2 separate regions of the Homo sapiens genome follow, and region 1 is linked to region 2. Evidence: read pairs that join two places in POLR2A ChIA-PET (ENCODE). Cell type or tissue: Panc1. All regions are shown on one strand. Links, peaks and the distances in the headings refer to the core of each region. The heading gives the core; the rest is flanking DNA.

Region 1 (8,455 bases), core at 3,180-5,679, 290 kb before region 2:
ATGTTGGCCAGGCTGGTCTTGAACTCCTGACCTCAGGTGATCCGCCCGTCTCGGCCTCCCAAGGTGCTGGGATTACAGGCGTGAGCCACCGCGCCCGGCCAGGATCAAGAATATTTAATAAATGATGATCACTTATTAAACAACAAGTAACATTTCAGAGCGTTAGAATACTGCATCTCACATGGTGCTGATCTCTTCCTGAGCTAGAAATTGACGAGAAAGTCATTTTGCAAGACCTTGCCTGATTAATTATAAACCTGACAGTTGCATGGGATAAAGTGAGGGGTGGGGGAGGGGCCCAGGGTTACCCAGGGAATCAAGGGCGGGGCAAGGCCAAACTAATTCTGATTGGGCAATCATTCAACAAGGATCGTGCGTTAAGGAGTGAACCAGAAACCGCGTAGGGGGCGCGCCTGAGAGCCTGAAAACTTCCTGGTTAGCAAATACTGAGGCTGGAAAGGGCCTGAACTTGGCAGTCCATAGATCCAGGTCGAGTTCCGGTTTCCCTGCTTACGGATCGGGCGGCCTCCCTACGTTGCGATAACCTCTCTGAGCCCCCTTCCTTGCCGATTAAAGCAAGGGTGATCAAGTCTTGCAAGTTTTTGGAAAATGATTCTAACCCAATCTGTGGTGTAAAAAAGCAAACCACAACCACTCGGGGGCTTTTTTCACAGGGCAACACGTGGCTCCCAGTTCAGGTCCCGGGTTGGCGGGTGCAGGCACAGACTCTGCCTCCCCCCAAGGGGCAGACGGTCTGGAAGGAGGTGGCGACACCTGTCCGCACACACCTGAGCCTGCGGAGGAACCAGCGGTGCACAAAAGCGCTCCCCACCCCCACACAGCGCCCAGCGCGCGCCTCTCACCACGCCCGAGGCTGTGCTCTGGAGATGCCTGCCTTGCCCTTTTCTTCCTGCAGTAGCCAGGCCTTTACCATTTACTAGGCGCTTTCAGAATGTTCATTTCTCCGTAATTTCCACTGCTTGAAGGCTGCTCGAGGAACAGGAGCAGCGGCGAAACCCAGGTCTGTCGGTTTACGAGGTAAGGAAGGGTGGGGAATCCGACCACGAAGACTCCCAGTCAGCGCAGCGGGGGCGGCACCAGGCAGGGGTAGGGGTGGCCCGGCGCTGCCCTGGAGGGGGCTGGTCGTGCCGCCGGATTCCCGCGCGGGGCGGGGCTGCCCCGCCCTTGGCTCCGCCTCCGCCCCGTCCCCGCACACCTGGCCCGCAGGTAGCCGGCACCAGGAGCCTTAGAGAAGCTGTAGGGCCTGCTGGCCGCTCGTCCGCCTCGCGCCCGGGGGCTCCGCGCCTGGAGCTGCGCCGGCGGCAGCCATGGACCTGGGCCCCGGGGACGCGGCAGGAGGGGGACCGCTCGCGCCCCGGCCCCGCCGCCGCCGCTCCCTGCGCCGCCTGTTCAGCCGCTTCCTGCTGGCGCTGGGCAGCCGCTCACGCCCCGGGGACTCACCGCCCCGGCCCCAGCCGGGACACTGTGATGGCGACGGTGAGGGGGGCTTCGCCTGCGCCCCGGGCCCAGTTCCAGCGGCCCCCGGGAGCCCCGGGGAGGAACGCCCGCCCGGACCCCAGCCCCAGCTCCAGCTCCCCGCCGGCGATGGGGCGCGGCCGCCGGGCGCTCAGGGCTTGAAGAACCACGGCAACACCTGTTTCATGAACGCGGTGGTGCAGTGTCTCAGCAACACCGACCTGCTGGCCGAGTTCCTGGCGCTGGGGCGCTACCGGGCGGCTCCGGGCCGCGCCGAGGTCACCGAGCAGCTGGCGGCGCTGGTGCGCGCGCTCTGGACTCGCGAATACACGCCCCAACTTTCCGCGGAGTTCAAGGTAGGCAGCGCTGCGCCGCCGACCGCCCTGTCCCCCTGGTTTCGCCTCTTGAAAAGTGTGTGCACGATCAGGAAAGGGTTTTCTTGGGGCCTTCTTTAAATGCCGTTGACCAGTTCAGCCCCGGATTACCGGCTTTGTTTTGAGTCGATGTGTTACGCTGTCGCTTGCTTATGTTTTCTTTGTAAATTAATTCTCCTAGGTATTTTGAGAGGGAGTGGGGTGAGCTGGCAGATTGAAGGGTAATCAGCGTTTTTGGATTCAACAAGCATTTGTTGAAGTATTGAAGGCTTGTGGGCCAGACAGTGTTCTAATGCCAGCTCTAGAGCTTCCAGTCTGGAATGATGTGGGGTAGGGAATGGGATGTTGAAGGCCAAGGCCTCAGAGGAAGGAGGTGATGCTTGCGTTGAGATCTGAATGATGAGAAGGATGCAGTCAGGGCAAGCTGTAGGACTAATCCAGGCAGGAGGAACAGCAAGTACAATTGCCATAGACCCGAAGGAGCTGAGTGCTGGAGACAGGGAAAGAAAAGCAGTGGCGTTGGAGCTTAGGAGGCAGATGAGTTTCGCCAGATCACGTAAGACCTAGGAGGCAACGGTAAAGAGTTTGGATTTTATTCTAAGCCCAGTGGAATCTGACAACCTACAGGCCAGGTACCGTGCTGAGTGCCCAGCAAAGGCAGTGAGCGTGCTATTTTGGAGATAGCATCCTTTTGTTTAAGGCGCATTCAATCCCCTACAATGTATGAGCACGGGCTTGCATTTTATTGTCTGCAAGATCACGGTCTACTTACTCGGGTTGCTGCCGGGTCGTGAGGCTTTGTAAATTGTTTGTATCACTTCACCCGGGATTAAAACGGGGTGTTTGTTTGGGGTCCCAGTTGGATTAAAGCGTTCCTGATAATTGATGCACATGGCTTGCTTCCTGCAAAAAAAAAAAAAAAAAAAAGAAAAAAAAGAAAAAAAAAGAAGAAGAAACCCGCAGCTCTGGGCAGAGAACTGAAGCTCCCTACAGACTAGTGATTGTTGTTCTTGGGGGAGGGGGAAACCTGTCAGTGTTCATTCCACAAGCATCACCGCTCTTGAGTTTCAGCCCGAGAAAGCAGTGTTTGCCATGTGACCCATGAGATGCCAACCCCCACCTTCCTCCCTCCTGCCTCCATTAGTGAAGCACTGTTCTGCAGCAGCCAGTGGGTCAAATGGTTGTCACTAAATGTCTCTTTTTGGTGACATTTGCTTTTTAAGAAAGAGGCAGTATAGTATAGTGGTTAAGAGCAAGGTCTCTGGAGTTTTGTGACCTTGAGCAAGTTACCAGATCTCTCTGTGCCGCAACTTTCTTCATCTTTAATATAGAACCATAATGGTACTTACCTCGTTATACGGTTGTTGTATTAAATGAGTTCTATGTAGAACACAGTGCCAGCCCCACAGGAAATGTTCATTATTCTATCACGACACCTTCTCACCTGCAGAAACCTAGAGCAGGGAGGGAGGTAATCTTTATGTACATTTTCTCTTGCTAGATGCATTTCCATCCAGTTACCACAGCAATGGGAGAGGGCTGCAGTAGTTTGAAAACACTTCGAAATTGGCCGAGCGCGGTGGCTCACGCCTGTAATCCCAGCACTTTGGGAGGCCGAGGCGGGTGGATCACGAGGTCAGGAGAGCGAGACCATCCTGGCTAACACGGTGAAACCCCGTCTTTACTAAAAATCCAAAAAAAAAAAAAAAAAAAAAAATTAGCCGGACGTGGTGGCGGGCGCCTGTAGTCCCAGCTACTGGGGAGGCTGGGGCAGGAGAATGGCGTGAACCTGGGAGGCGGAGCTTGCAGTGAGCCGAGATTGCGCCACTGCACTCCAGCCTGGGCAACAGAGCGAGACTCCGTCTCAAAAAAGCAAAGCAAAACAAAACAAAAAACTCCGAAATTAGTAATCACCCTCAATGACTCACCAGAATTCCCTATCTCTCTCCCGCTGTCAAATCCCCAGGGCCTGGGAGCTCCCAGTAAGCCTCAGGGAATTGAAGGATAATCAAGTTTGTAATATGTTAATGAGGGAGATACAATCTGGAATTTCCTGGGATTTTTGGGTAGTCAGCTTTGGAGGGAGGAGTGGAGGATCCCAGAATCCAGGCTTTAAATATTATGGATTGAAATCTAGGTGAGCTCTTCTTATTTTACAGATGGGGAAACATTCGTTCAACAAATATTTATTGAATGTCCAGAGAGTAGACTAGGAATGCATGGAATGCATGATGAGTGATGAGTACAAACCCAGATTCTGGGGCTGCTCTCCAGGAGCTTATGGTCTAGAGGTAGAAATGGATGTTAATGAAATAATCACACAGGCACATGATTGGAACAGAAACATGTTAGAAAGGACAAATACAAGGTGCTATGACAGTTACAGCAGGAAAATGTGATTGGATTGGGGGAGATCCTGTGGGGTGGGCAGGGAAAGCTTCCCTGGAGAGGTAACCAACCGCTGAGTTGAATTTTGAAGGATTAGGTGTCAATGAAGGGCTTGGGAAGATGGGAGAGTGCATTCCAGGACCTGGGAACTGGAATGCCAACCAGGGAAGGAGGTGGGGCCGAGAGACCTTCAGTTCAATAAATGAATAAAAGCCCACTTGGCTGGGGAGGAAAGGCTGGAGAATTAGTTGCAGACACACCACACAAGGTTTTCTTAAGGAGTCTTGTCTTTTCCTTTCTCTTTCTGTTTCTCTTTCTCTCTCTCTTTTCCTTCCTTCCTTCCTCTTTCTTTCTTTTTCTTTCTCTCTCTCTCTCCCACTCTTTCTGTCTCTCTCCCTCTCTCTCTCTCTCTCTCTCCCTCCCTCCCTTCTTTTCTTCCTTCCTTCCTTTCCCTCTCTCTCTCTTTAAGAGAGAGTGTCACTCTGTCACCCAGGCTGGAGTATAGTGGTGTCATCATAGCTCACTACAGTTTTCAATTCCTGGGCTCAAGCGATCCTCCTACCTCAGCCTTCTGACCAATATGGTGAAACCCTGTCTCTACTAAAAATACAAAAATTAGCCGGGCGTGGTGGCGTGTGCCTGTAGTCCCAGCTACTCAGGAGGCTGAGACAGGCGAATTGCTTGAACCTGGGAGGCGGAGGTTGCAGTGAGCCGAGATCGTGCCACTGTACTCTGGCCTGGGTGACAGAGCGAGACTCCCTCTGAAAAACAGAAAGAAAAGTCCTGTCCGTGGTATTACCTAGAATTCTTTTCTTCTCTTTCTTTTTTTTAAATTTTATATTTTTATTTTAGATTCAGTGGGTACATGTGCAGGTTTGTTATAAGGGTGTATTGTGTGTTGCTGAGGTTTGAGCTTCTCTTGGCCCTGTCACCCAGATAGTGAACATAGTGCTCAACAGGAAGGTTTTCGGCCCTTGTCCCCTGCCTCCCTCCTTCCTTCTGCGGTTCTCAGTGTCTATTGTTCCCTTCCTTATGTCCATGTGTACCCAAGATTTAGCTCCCCCTTATAGGTGAGAATACGCAATATTTGATTTTCTGTGCTTTTCTAATGATGTAATTAAATGTTGCACATTGTAAAAAAAAAAAAAAAAAAAGTTAAAATGTAGAAAAAAAAAGAGATCTGTAATTTTAACCCCTAGAGATAACCATTGTAAATATACTGATACGTTTCAAGGTATATACAAACAATTGAAAATTTTAGTTTTACATCCTGCTTTTCTCATTTAAGCATTGTTACAAGACATTTTCCTAGTCTTAATAATACACAACAATCATTAATAATTAAGTCTTTAACAATTAATATATTATTAAATTAACCAATTCTTTATGGAGATCTATGGTTATATTAAAAATTTTAGCCATCTGGAATTTATATTAGCTTATGTGCTTAAGCATCAATTTTAGATCTACAGTGATATACTGGAGACATGGCTTTTTAAAAACAAGGATGCCTTCTTCACCACTCTTACGTTTTGTAAGTTCTGGACAAAACAGTAAGACATAAAATGGAAATGGAGTTTCCATTTTCCAGTATTATACTGTATTGAAGTTTCTTGTATTTAAATCATTGTCCTCAGCTGTGATTATTCCCATAAGCTTAATTCCTACAAATGGAATTACATAGTCAAAGCAAAAGTATGACTGTTTTATTATCTTTCTATTTTTACTTTTTAAATAAACTTTATTGAGGTCTAAACTATATACAGTGAAATGTACCCATTATAAGCATAAAATTTAGGAAGTTTTAACAAATGTGTGAACCTGTGTAGTCACCATCTTACTTTTAAATATTGAGTTTTTGTTGTTGTGGTGGTGGTGGAGACAGAGTCTCACTCTGTCGCCCAGGCTGGAGTGCAGGGGCGCTATCTCGGCTCACTGCAACCTCCACTTTCTGGGTTCAGGCGATTCTCCTGCCTCAGCCTCCCAAGTAGCTGGGATTACAGACATGCACCACCATGCCCAGCTATTTTTTGTATTTTTAGTAGACACGGGGTTTCGCCATGTTGGCCATGCTGGTCTCAAACGCCTGACCCCAAGTGATCCACCTGCCTCGGCCTCTCATTACAGGTATGAGCCACCACGCCCGGCCAACATACCTATGTTTTTGTGGTGAGAACATTTACGATCTATTCCCTTGGCAATTTTCAGGTATATAATGTATTAACTGTAATCACCAGGCTGTATAATAAATCTTCATCCCTTATTATTAATTTATTGAACAAAAAGAAATAGCATATTTTTAAAAATTTTAATAGGTTTTTGGGGAACCGGCAGTATTTGGTTACATGGATAAGTTCTTTAGTGGTGATTTCAGAGACTTTGGTGCACCCGAGCAATGGACACTGGACCCAGCGTGCAGTCTTTCATCCTTCACCCGTCTCCTACCCTTCCCCTCGAGTCACCAAAGTTCATTATATTGCTCTTGTGCCTTTGCATCCTAAGAAATAACATCATCTTCTAAACTTGCAAAAATAGTTTTTTATTTTTATTTCTTTGATTAGGAGCGAGGTGGACGATTTTTCCATGTTTCTTTACTAGTTGCAAGTCTCCTCTTGGAATCAGCTGTTTGATGTTTTTTTTGTTTGTTTTTTTTGTTTTTTATTTGAGACAGAGTCTCACTCTGTCACCCAGGCTGGAGTGTGGCAGTGGTGCAATCTTGGCTCACTGCAACCTCTGCCTCCCGAGTTCAAGCAATTCTCCTGTCTCAGCCTTCCGAGTAGCTGGGACTACAGGCGCGCGCCACCATGCCTGGCTAATTTTTGTATTTGTAGTAGAGACAGGGTTTCACCATGTTGGCCAGGCTTGTCTTGAACTCCTGACCTGTGAGCCACTTTACCCAGCCCATCTGCTCAATGTTCTTATGCATCTATCTATTCTGCTTTGGTCTCAATGTTTTTATGTTTCTGTAAGTTCCTTAGTTCTTGTCATATTTGCTACAAATATTTTCTCAAAACTGTCTCCTTCTCCCACCCCAATATTGGAAGATTTCGATTTATTTATATCAGACATTATGATAAATATTTGATTTTGCGTACCTGCTTTTCTATGGTTATATTAAAATTTTAGCCATCTGGAATTTATATTAGCTTATGTGCTTAAGCATCAATTTTAGATCTACAGTGATATACTGGAGACTTGGCTTTTTAAAAACAAGGATGCCTTCTTCACCACTCTTGTGTTTTGGAAGTTCTGGACAAAATAGTAAGACATAAAATGGAAATGGAGTAAAAAATATTAGAAAGAAAATTGCTAAAATATGCTAGAAATCCTTATTTTAGCTTTATTACTGTCATTCATGATACCAGATAGAAGGTAGAAAATCAAAGGAATAATCATTTAGAACATATAAAATTAGATTTGTATTCAGAAAACAACCAGAAATATGAAATAACTAGGAATAATTTTAATAAGAAATGTTAAAAATTATCAATGTTTGGGAAATAAAACATACATACAGGTAGAGTTATGCCATGTTGAAGGAGAGAAATAACCAAATCTAGGGCTGAGCACAGTGGCTCATGCCTGTAATCCTAGCACTTTGAGAGGCCGAGATGGGAGGACCGCTTGAGGCCAGGAGTTCAGCCTGGTCAACACAGCAAGCCCTTAGCGCAAAAAAAAAAAAAAAAAGAAAAGAAAAGAAAGGAAAAAAAAGATGTGAGATAAGTAACCAAATATTACAGTTAATTCTTCCCAAGCTAGTTAACTGTTTGGGAACTGCTTTGTGCAGTTCTAGTTATGTTTCCATAGACTTTCTTTTTTTTTTTTCCTTCTTTTTTTGAGATGGAGTCTCGCTCTGTTGCCCAGGCTGGAGTGCAGTGGCACCATCTCGGCTCACTGCAAGCTCCGCCTCCCGGGTTCAAGTGATTCTTCTGTCTCAGCCTCCCGAGTAGCTGGGACTACAGGTGCCCGCCACCACGTCCGGCTAATTTTTTGTATTTTTAGTAGAGACGGGGTTTCACCTTGGTAGCCAGGATGGGTTCAATCTCCTGACCTCGTTTCCTGCCTGCCTTGGCTCCCCACAATGCTGGGATTATAGGTGTGAGCCACCACCCCTGGCCTGTTTCCATAGACTTTCTAGGGGAATGTCTTCTGTATTCATCAATAGGTTATTAAAAAAAAATTCCAAGAAATACCTGCCAAATACTTTATAACTGGAA
Region 2 (8,455 bases), core at 3,105-5,604:
TAAGCATCTACTACATGCAAGACACCATCCTGAGCCCTGAGGATGGGAATAGGACAGAAACACCCTGCCCTCGAGTCCTGGCACTAGTATCTTCAGAATTAAATGAAAGAGGGATGCTTTATGGTCGGGAGTGGTGGCTCACGCCTATAATCCTAGCACTTTGGGAGGCGGAGGAGGGTGGATCATGAGGTGAGGAGTTCAACACCAGCCTGGCCAACACGGTGAAACCCCATCTCTACTAAAAATACAAAAAATTAGCTGGGTGTGGTGGCAGGCGCCTGTAGTCCCAGCTACTCGGGAGGCTGAGGCAGGAGAATCACTTGAACCCGGGAGGCGGAGCTTGCAGTGAGCTGAGATCGCACCACTGCACTCCAGCCTGGGCGACAAAGCAAGACTCTGTCTCAAAATCAATAAATCAATAAATCAATCAATAAATAAATGAATAAATAAATAAAGAAGGACCCTTTACTTGTTCTGAAATTTTGCAACAACCACAAATTTAAAAAAAATTCTCCCTTTGGCATAACCTAATGTTCCCTGACACTAGGAAGAGACAGGACATCCTACTCCATCCCTTTGAAAGCCAGGCAAAAAGAAAGCAGGGCTTCGTCACTCAGGGGCTGCCCTGAGAAACTGGGCAGGTGTGCTAAGGCCTGCTCCCAGTGGCTCCCAAGAGCTGAATGTTAAATTTTCAGGAATTCTGTTTGCTGGTTGTTAAACACGGCCATTATCAAAAAGGAAATGATATGAACTTATAATTGAATAAAAATTATATTAAAAACGAAGGTAATAGGCCAGGTATAGTGGCTCATGTCTGTGATCCCAGCATTTTGGGAGGTAGAGGCAGGAAGACTGCTTGAAGCCAGGAGGTTCAAGACCAGCCTGGGGAAAATAGCGAGACCCCATCTCTACAAATAAATAAAAAAATTACCCAGGCATGGTTGCATACACCTGTTGTCCCAGCTACTTGGGAGGCTGAGGTGGGAGAATCGTTTGAGCCCAGGAGGCTGAGGCTGCAGTGAGCTATGATCATGTCACTGCACTCCAGCCTGGGCAACACAGTGAGACCTTGTCTTTTTAAAAATAACAAAACATAAAAAACAAAGGCAATAAATACCTAGCACTTACCACCTCCTAACTACACTTTACTATTTTCCATGCTCTTGGTGGATATTGATGGTTATTTGTGCTACTGTGTCTATACAAAAATGCACCACCTCATGGTGAGCCACTGGGCAGATATCTCTTCCCAACTCCGTATTCCGTGACTTCATGTTGATAGCCTGAAGTTTACACCAGGGAAAATGGCAAACGGCAAACTGGAGAGACAGTTGTTAACTATTTTTTAGTACCCCAGTGTGTAAGACCAACTGAGGGTGGCTGCAGGGAGGGGTTACCTTGGCAGAGAACTTGAGGTGAACTTCTGCTTCGTCCGCCAGGCTCTTCTTCACCTGGGCCCACGCCTCTCCCAAGGAGCTGCAACACAAAGACCATGAGACTCAGGTCACAAGCCAAAGCCCTTCCTGAGGCAGGATGGTGGGGCTCCACCCCAGGTCTCGGGGAGGTATATGACAGCTGAGAATGTGGACGCGGATGAGGCAGAAGTCAGGCAGAAACCAGACATGAGCATCACGTTTCAACTCACAGAGTCAGATGAGCCACCAAGGTCCAAGTGAGCTCACCTTACCTCTGGAGCTAAGGAAACAGACTGTGGCGCACAGCCAAGAGGTGGGGGGGGTGGGGATTCCTAGAAATCCAGAGGCTCGAAAGGACCCAGGAAGGTGCCGGAAGCAGGTGTGGGGACATTCCAAAGCCTCAGCTGCAGTGAGGGCCTTGACCCCTGGGCCGTCACTGTCCCCAGAGCTTTCACATCACCCCTCCCTGGTTTGCTGATGAGGGGTGCAAGCATCTGCTAATAAATCAAGGAAGGAAAACAGGTTCTATTCCAGGGAGAAGCTCTTTTCATTTGTTTATTAGTTTGTTCCTTGAGACAGTCTTGCTCTGTCGCCTAGGCTGGAGTACAATGGCGCGATCTTGGCTCATGGCAACCTCTGCCTCCTGGGTTCAAGCGATTCTCCTGTCTCAGCCTCCCGAGTAGCTGGGATTACAGGCGTGTGCCACCACATCCGGCTAATTTTTATATTTTTAGTAGAGACGGGGTTTTGCCATGTTGGCCAGGCCGGTCTCGAACTCCTGACCAACTGAGAGCAGCTGCAGGGAGGGGTTACCTCGGCCTCCCAAAGTACTGGGATTACAGGCATAAGCCACCATGCCCAGCCGGAGAAGCTCTTTTCAAACAGCAGGTATCACACAGCGCTGCTTATAGGAAAAACCCAGCTCCTTGGCTTCCAGGAGTGGGGAAGATGGACTGTGTGGGTCTAGTGACCTAGATGCAGCCACAGGGCAGAGAAGGCTCCCACGGCCATCCTAGGAAGCACGGTCTCCTCTAGCACTGCTTCTCTAGCTGTGAGCCCTGATGCTGCCCACAGCTTACTAGAGAAGGGCCAAGTCCTCTTAGCAGCATCACTTCTCCACTCCAAGGAGAGGCTTCACGTAGAAGAAATCTCCTGAAGTCCCTAAGACTTGCCAATGCAGGCCCCAGGCTACATTCTCTATGATTTGGAGCTCTTTAACCGCATGACCCTTCCAAGTGATACCCCCGCTTTCTTGCTCCCAGCCTCTTCAACACAGCCAGTAAATCCAGGCTGAATGTTCTGTTGACTTAATATCATCCAAAAGCCACTTCCCCCAGAGAATTCATTAAAGTCGAGTGGCAAAAGCTGAATAAAAGACAGCATGTGGTGAGGCTTCTGGGTCTGGAGCAGAGCAGCCAGCAGCGAAGAATTGCCCAACAGTGCACAGCAGATCCCTCTGATGGCTGGCCAGCCCTGTGTGGTGGTGGCGCAGGCTCAGGCCGAGGTGGGTGTTTATGGGAAATGACTGCCTGATTTTATCTAGGAGTCTAGCAGCAAAGAAAGGTCCCCTCAGTGATCCTGGCAGGGGAAGCCACCAGAGAAGCACTGGAGTATGAAACGGGGCAATCCAAGCTGTTGACAATTGTCTCTGCCTGAAGGGCCTGAGATCCAGGAAGCTGTACTGGGGCACTCCACCCCCTCTGGGTGGCTTGGGTGCCCCACCTGATTCAACAGGTGGGTAGGAGGTCCAGGGGTGGCAGGAGTAGTCCTGGCAGTTACACAGATCAGCGGAACAGAACACAAAGTCACCCAGCTAGGGCCGATTGACTGCAGCAAAGAGGTTAGGGTGTTTCCATGGGGGAAACAGATGATCTTTTTAACAAATGGTGCAGAGACAACCGTACATCCACAGGAGGAAAAGGAATCTCGGCCCTACCTCACACCATACACACAAATTATCTCAAGATGCCTCCTAGCTCTAGGGTGAAAGCCAACACTATTTGAAGCATACCAAGGTTGTCCTGGGAGGAATGGGAACTGGATTAAAGGGAAGTGAGAGGGGTTTGCCCCTGCAGCTGAGCCACACACAGCAGCCTGTGGGAGGTATGAACAAGAGTCACAGAGCCAAAAAGGCCCCAGGCGGTGCCCAGACTTTGTATGAGCACATGCATCTTTCCACAGAGCTGTCAGTCTACTGTCAGCAGAGCACATGGCAGGTAAATGGCCCAGGGACAGTCGTGGTGGCCTGAGAATGTCATCTCTGGGCAACTGGGATGAAAGGAAGAACCATGGTTTTCCCCCACCCAACACAACGTCCTCAGCTCTACCTCCAGGCCAGACACTGCTAAGTGGGAAGACATGTCTCCAGACATTCAGAGGGGCCCCTCTGAGCCAGTGCATCCTTGGTGAATGCCTCCCTGCTCTCCAATATTCCAGGCTCTTTGGAGTCACATCACCATTTATTAAAAAGCTACTTACAAATTCTCTCATTTGAAAAGAGATTTTTCATCTGATAAACGGTTAATGAAAAACAAAACAAAACCTGAGGTGCATCTCTGTTCCAACATACAGTTTCAGGTACGCCAAATCAAAATGCATGTTGTTTTCATGACTGCCAACTAGGAAAACCAAAATCGCATTTCCTTTCCACATAGGAGAGAAAAACTAAAGGCAGAATAAACAACCGAATTCTGTTTATTTACCAATGTGCACATGTCCTGTGAAATCTAATTTGGACACAGAAGTTGAATTGCAAAAGCCTCTCCAGCCTCCCTGAGCAGCATCTTCCTCAACTGCTCCAAATTTCTAGACTCCTGCTTTGCTTTGAAAGTCTTCAAGGAGATAGGGTTAAATGTCCAAAGCTGTGTGTAAATGTAAATCAGTGTCTTTGCACGTTGTACGTAGGGGGCTCATGTGTTCATGTTCCAGTGCCTGCTGCAGGAGTGTGTGCATGGGGCTGCTGTGCGTGCATGCACACACAGAGTAATGTGTACACCTACGAGGCAGTGGCCCTGATGCATGTATGTGAGCTTGCGTTGTGTTTGTCTCTGTGTTTGTCCGGGCATGTGTGTACAGTATGGTAGTGTGGGCCTGACTTATGGAGCTGGACTGCTCGGGTGAGGAGCATATGCTGTGCATGTTGGCCAGGACACAGTGTCCTTGGCAGCAGCCCAGGCTGGAGAGATGGAAGCCGGAAGACTCCGGAGTGGCACAGTGGTTGCAGGGCACGGGGATACTTAGGAAAGCCCCTTGCCAGGCAGCAAGAGCTGCTCCTCTATGTGCCCCCTTCCTGCCCCTATCTCAGGCCCCGTGCATGGAGCAGAAGGAGGCCAGGAATGAACTAACCTCATTTACATCTGTGGAAGGGACGCTGGTCTTGCTGGGCCGCCCTGCGGTCTGTGGCTGGCAGGGAGGGTGAGAACCATTCAAAGGAGGCCGCCTGGCTGCACAGCCAACCCATGTGGAGGGCTTAATCAAAGCCACATTTGGGTTGGCAAAATCTCAGTCTCCTGAAGGATTTCAAGCCACGAAGGCAGATTTGGACTGGTTTAACATCATGGCTCGCTGACGACCACAACCATCCCACAACAGAACGTCTTCCTTCCTCGGGGGTTCACTCCCCCTTGGAGAAGGAATTCAAACAGACCAGCACCAGAGGGAGGTCAGAACGGAGAGGACCTCTGGGGACCTTTTCAACTCTAACCTCCTGAGAGTCTTTCTGTTTTTTTTTACAGAGGTGAAATTCATATAACATAAAATTAACCGTTGAAAAGTGATCGATCCAGGCGCATTTAGGACGAGACCAAATCAAACGCCTGTTTTGTGAGTGCAACTACCACCTCTATCTAGTTCCAAAACATTTTCGTCATGCTAGTATGGACTAAAGGTTTATGTCCTGCCAAAATTCTTAGGTTAAAACCCTAACCCACAATGTGGCTGCATTTGGCAATGGGGCCTTTAAGGAAGTAATTAAGGTTAAATGAGGTCATAAGGGTGCAGCCCTGATCTGATAGGATTAGTGTCCTTATAAAAATAGACATTGGCCAGGCGCGATGGATCACGCCTACAATTCCAGCACTTTGGGAGGCCAAGGAGGGTGGACTGCTTGAGTTCAGGGGTTCTAGACCAGCCTGACCAACATGGTGAAACCCCGTCTCTACTAAAAATACAAAAAATTAGCCAGGTATGGTGGCACATGCCTGTAGTCCCAGCTACTTGGGAGGTGGAGGTTGCAGTGAGCTGAGATCAGGCCACTCCAGTCTGGGCGACAGAGCGAGACTCTGTCTCAAAAAAAAAAAAAAAAAAAAAAATAGACATCACAGAGCTCCCTCTCTCTCTCTCTCTGAGCACACACCAAGGAAAGGCTGCATGAACACACAATCAGAAGGCGGCCATCTGCAACCCAATGGGAGAGTCCTTACCAGGCACCAACCCTGCTGGCACCTTGATCTTGGACTTCCCAGCCTCCAGAGCCACGAGAAAATAAATGTCTGTAGTTTCAGCCACCCAGTCTGGGACATCTTGTGGCAGCCCAAGCAGATGAATACACACCCCAAAAGGAAACCCGGTAACTTTTAAGCAGTCACAACCCATTCCCCTCCTCCCCCAGCCCCTGGCAAATGACAATCCACTTTCTGTTTCCATGGGTTTGCCTGTTCTGGGCATTTTACATAAATGGAATCATACACTATGAGACCTTTTGTGCCTGGCTTCTGTAACTTAGCAGAATGTTTTCGAGGCTCATCCACACAGTAGCATGTATTAGTGTTCCATTCCTTTTCATGGCTGAGTAATATTCCATTGTCTATCCATGGGTATCCATTGTGCATACACCACCATTTGTTTATCCAGTCATCCCTGGGTGGAATGTGGGTTGTTTCCACCTTTTGGCTATTATGAATATTGCTGCTGTGTACATGTGTATACATGTATTAGTTTGAGTGCCTGTACTCAGTTTTTTTGGGTATAAGCCTAGGAATGGAATTGCTGGGTCACATGGTAATTCTATGTTTAGCTTTTTGAGGAACAACCAGATTGTTTTCCACAGCGGCTGTACCATATTCCATTTCCCCCAGGGGTGCATAAGGGCTGAGACTTTTTTACCCACTAGGAGTCCTTCTGTGGCTGGGAGGGTTGGGTTAAGCTTCTCCCAGCCCAGGTCCCACTCAAGGAGGTCTGGACAGTCACAGCATTAGCGGGAAGGGAGCCTATGCCTCAAGCCCACAGGAGAGAGCTCCAGACAAAGCGGCCAGGTACAATACCCTCTCATACGCAGCTTCCTCCCAGCCTGCCCCTAGACAAAGGGAGGCTGGAGTGGGCATCTAGAGGCTGCTGCCCAGCTACCAGGGGTCAGACCAGAGGGGATTCTGACATACTTCAACATCTGGAACGTGGCTCTTGGTCACTAAAGAGAAGACAATGTGGAAGTGCCTTTTTTTTTTTTTGAGACGGAGTCTCGCTCTGTCGCCCAGGCTGGAGTGCAGTGGCCCGATCGCAGCTCACTGCAAGCTCCACCTCCTGGGTTCACGCCATTCTCCTGCCTCAGCCTCCCAAGTAGCTGGGACTACAGGCACTCATCACCATGCCCGGCTAATTCTTGTATTTTTAGTAGAGATGGGGTTTCACTATGTGGGCCAGGCTGGTCTCGAACTCCTGACCTTGTGATCCACCCGCCTCGGCCTCCCAAAGTGCTGGGATAATGGGTGTGAGCCACCCGCCCGGCTGGAAGTGCCCTTTTGAGTGTGGATGCCCACACCTTGAGTCATGGGTGCCCACCCAAGTCATGAGCACCTACCTGAGCCATGAGTGCCCACCTTGAGCCAGGCCTATGGAGAGCTCCCCATCCAAAGTGGGGCCATGCCAGTGATCAGTGATAGTGGCTGATTTCCCTTCCTCAGTGACCCCCCATCCTCCCCACTCCCACCTCTCTCCTACCCACTCACCCTTCCTCCTGTGAAGCCAAGGAGTTCTGAGAGAGCTTAGCTAAGTTCTTCGCATAGTCTTCTTCAATCTTTATCCTGCAAAGAGAGAAAACCCAACACACATCAGCTCTCCAGTGCCAGATCGTGGGTCTGCCCTGCTGCCCTGCACACCTCAGCCGTGGAAAGGAACCCACTAGACCATAAGCTCTGAGACCACATGGCTCTTGTCTGTCTACCTGACATGCAGTAGGTGCTTAATAAATACTTGTTGGATAAATGAATGAACAAAACTGTCTGGACCTCCATCTCCTCATCTGCAAAGTAGGACATTTTCTCCGGTCTCCTAGAGCTGTGAAGACGAGAGCTGTCGTTTACACAGTTCCTAGCACAGAACGGGAAACATAAGACCCCTGAACCAATAAATGAATGAAGGAAGAAATGAACGTTTGCAACTCGTGATGGACTACCAGCAATCCCCAGTGCTGTCCCCTCTCCCTTCCAGCCCCAGAACTCCCAGGTGGCCTCGGACCCTCAGCAGCAGAACAGAACATCTCCCTACTGTCTCACACCCCCAATGCCTCTGATTGTCAAGCCTGCTGGGTACAAGTACTTCCACGGAAACCTAGCAGTGCCCAGGGCTGCAGGTAGATTCTATTTCCCTGGAGAGGAAAGTTGCCTTGGATGTAGCTTCCGGCAGGCAGGCCTTTGACACATTTGCAAGGCAACTCCCCAGGGAGTGTCCTGTATTATCTGGCACGTCCATGTTAAGCATGTTGTCAGAGGTATTGTTCACCACCTAAGTGGTCCTCTGGGCCACAGTGGGAGACAGAAGAGCTATGCTTATGCCAACCAGAGCTGGCCAGAGCCCAGGCTTCGGAGAGCCCCTGGTCCACCACACGGTGAACAGAGAAGCTCCAGAGATGCTGGGACCACAGCGTTTGCTTCCCAGCTGCTCAAGCAGCTGGCACCCAAAGGGTGCGATGATGGAGAGAGGGCGGCTGACAAAGTCTGGCGGCAGCATTCCGAGTAATAATAATTGCATGACTTGGCATCAGGAGACTCACAATCTCGTTCCTTCTTGCACTGCTTTCCCCTCACCTCCACCTTCAACTGGTCTCT

The links. Peaks named below come from ENCODE experiments on the same cell type or tissue, not always from the same donor. Only the 100,000 strongest peaks of a DNase experiment are listed, where the experiment ranks them.
Region 1: POLR2A ChIA-PET joins it to region 2 with 11 read pairs; 2 of 35 experiments call an interaction of 5 or more read pairs at or near these places.

The regions. Positions count from the first base shown.
Region 1 is chr17:9,644,305-9,652,759 of GRCh38, forward strand. USP43 (ubiquitin specific peptidase 43) reads left to right here and starts at 1,213. Exons shown (of 15, transcript NM_153210.5): 1 at 1,213-1,832. The coding sequence starts at 1,329. LOC107985011 (a long non-coding RNA gene) reads right to left here and starts at 5,386. Exons shown (of 3, transcript XR_001752790.2): 1 at 3,200-5,386; 2 at 2,623-2,753; 3 at 1,801-2,413. LOC124903924 (a long non-coding RNA gene) reads right to left here and starts at 1,123. Exons shown (of 2, transcript XR_007065615.1): 1 at 932-1,123; 2 at 1-203. It also overlaps a transcript of CFAP52 not described here. RefSeq lists a silencer at 1,086-1,145 and enhancers at 1,454-2,101, 2,791-3,990. In Panc1, for the core only: no CTCF peak of the experiment used is centred there; no DNase peak of the experiment used is centred there; H3K4me3 peaks cover 1,911 bases; H3K27ac peaks cover 2,218 bases.
Region 2 is chr17:9,932,769-9,941,223 of GRCh38, forward strand. It overlaps GAS7 (growth arrest specific 7), which reads right to left. Exons shown (of 14, transcript NM_201433.2): 8 at 7,358-7,432; 9 at 1,398-1,476. Among named protein-coding and RNA genes, the nearest start is that of RCVRN, 32 kb to the left of the region's middle. In Panc1, for the core only: no CTCF peak of the experiment used is centred there; no DNase peak of the experiment used is centred there.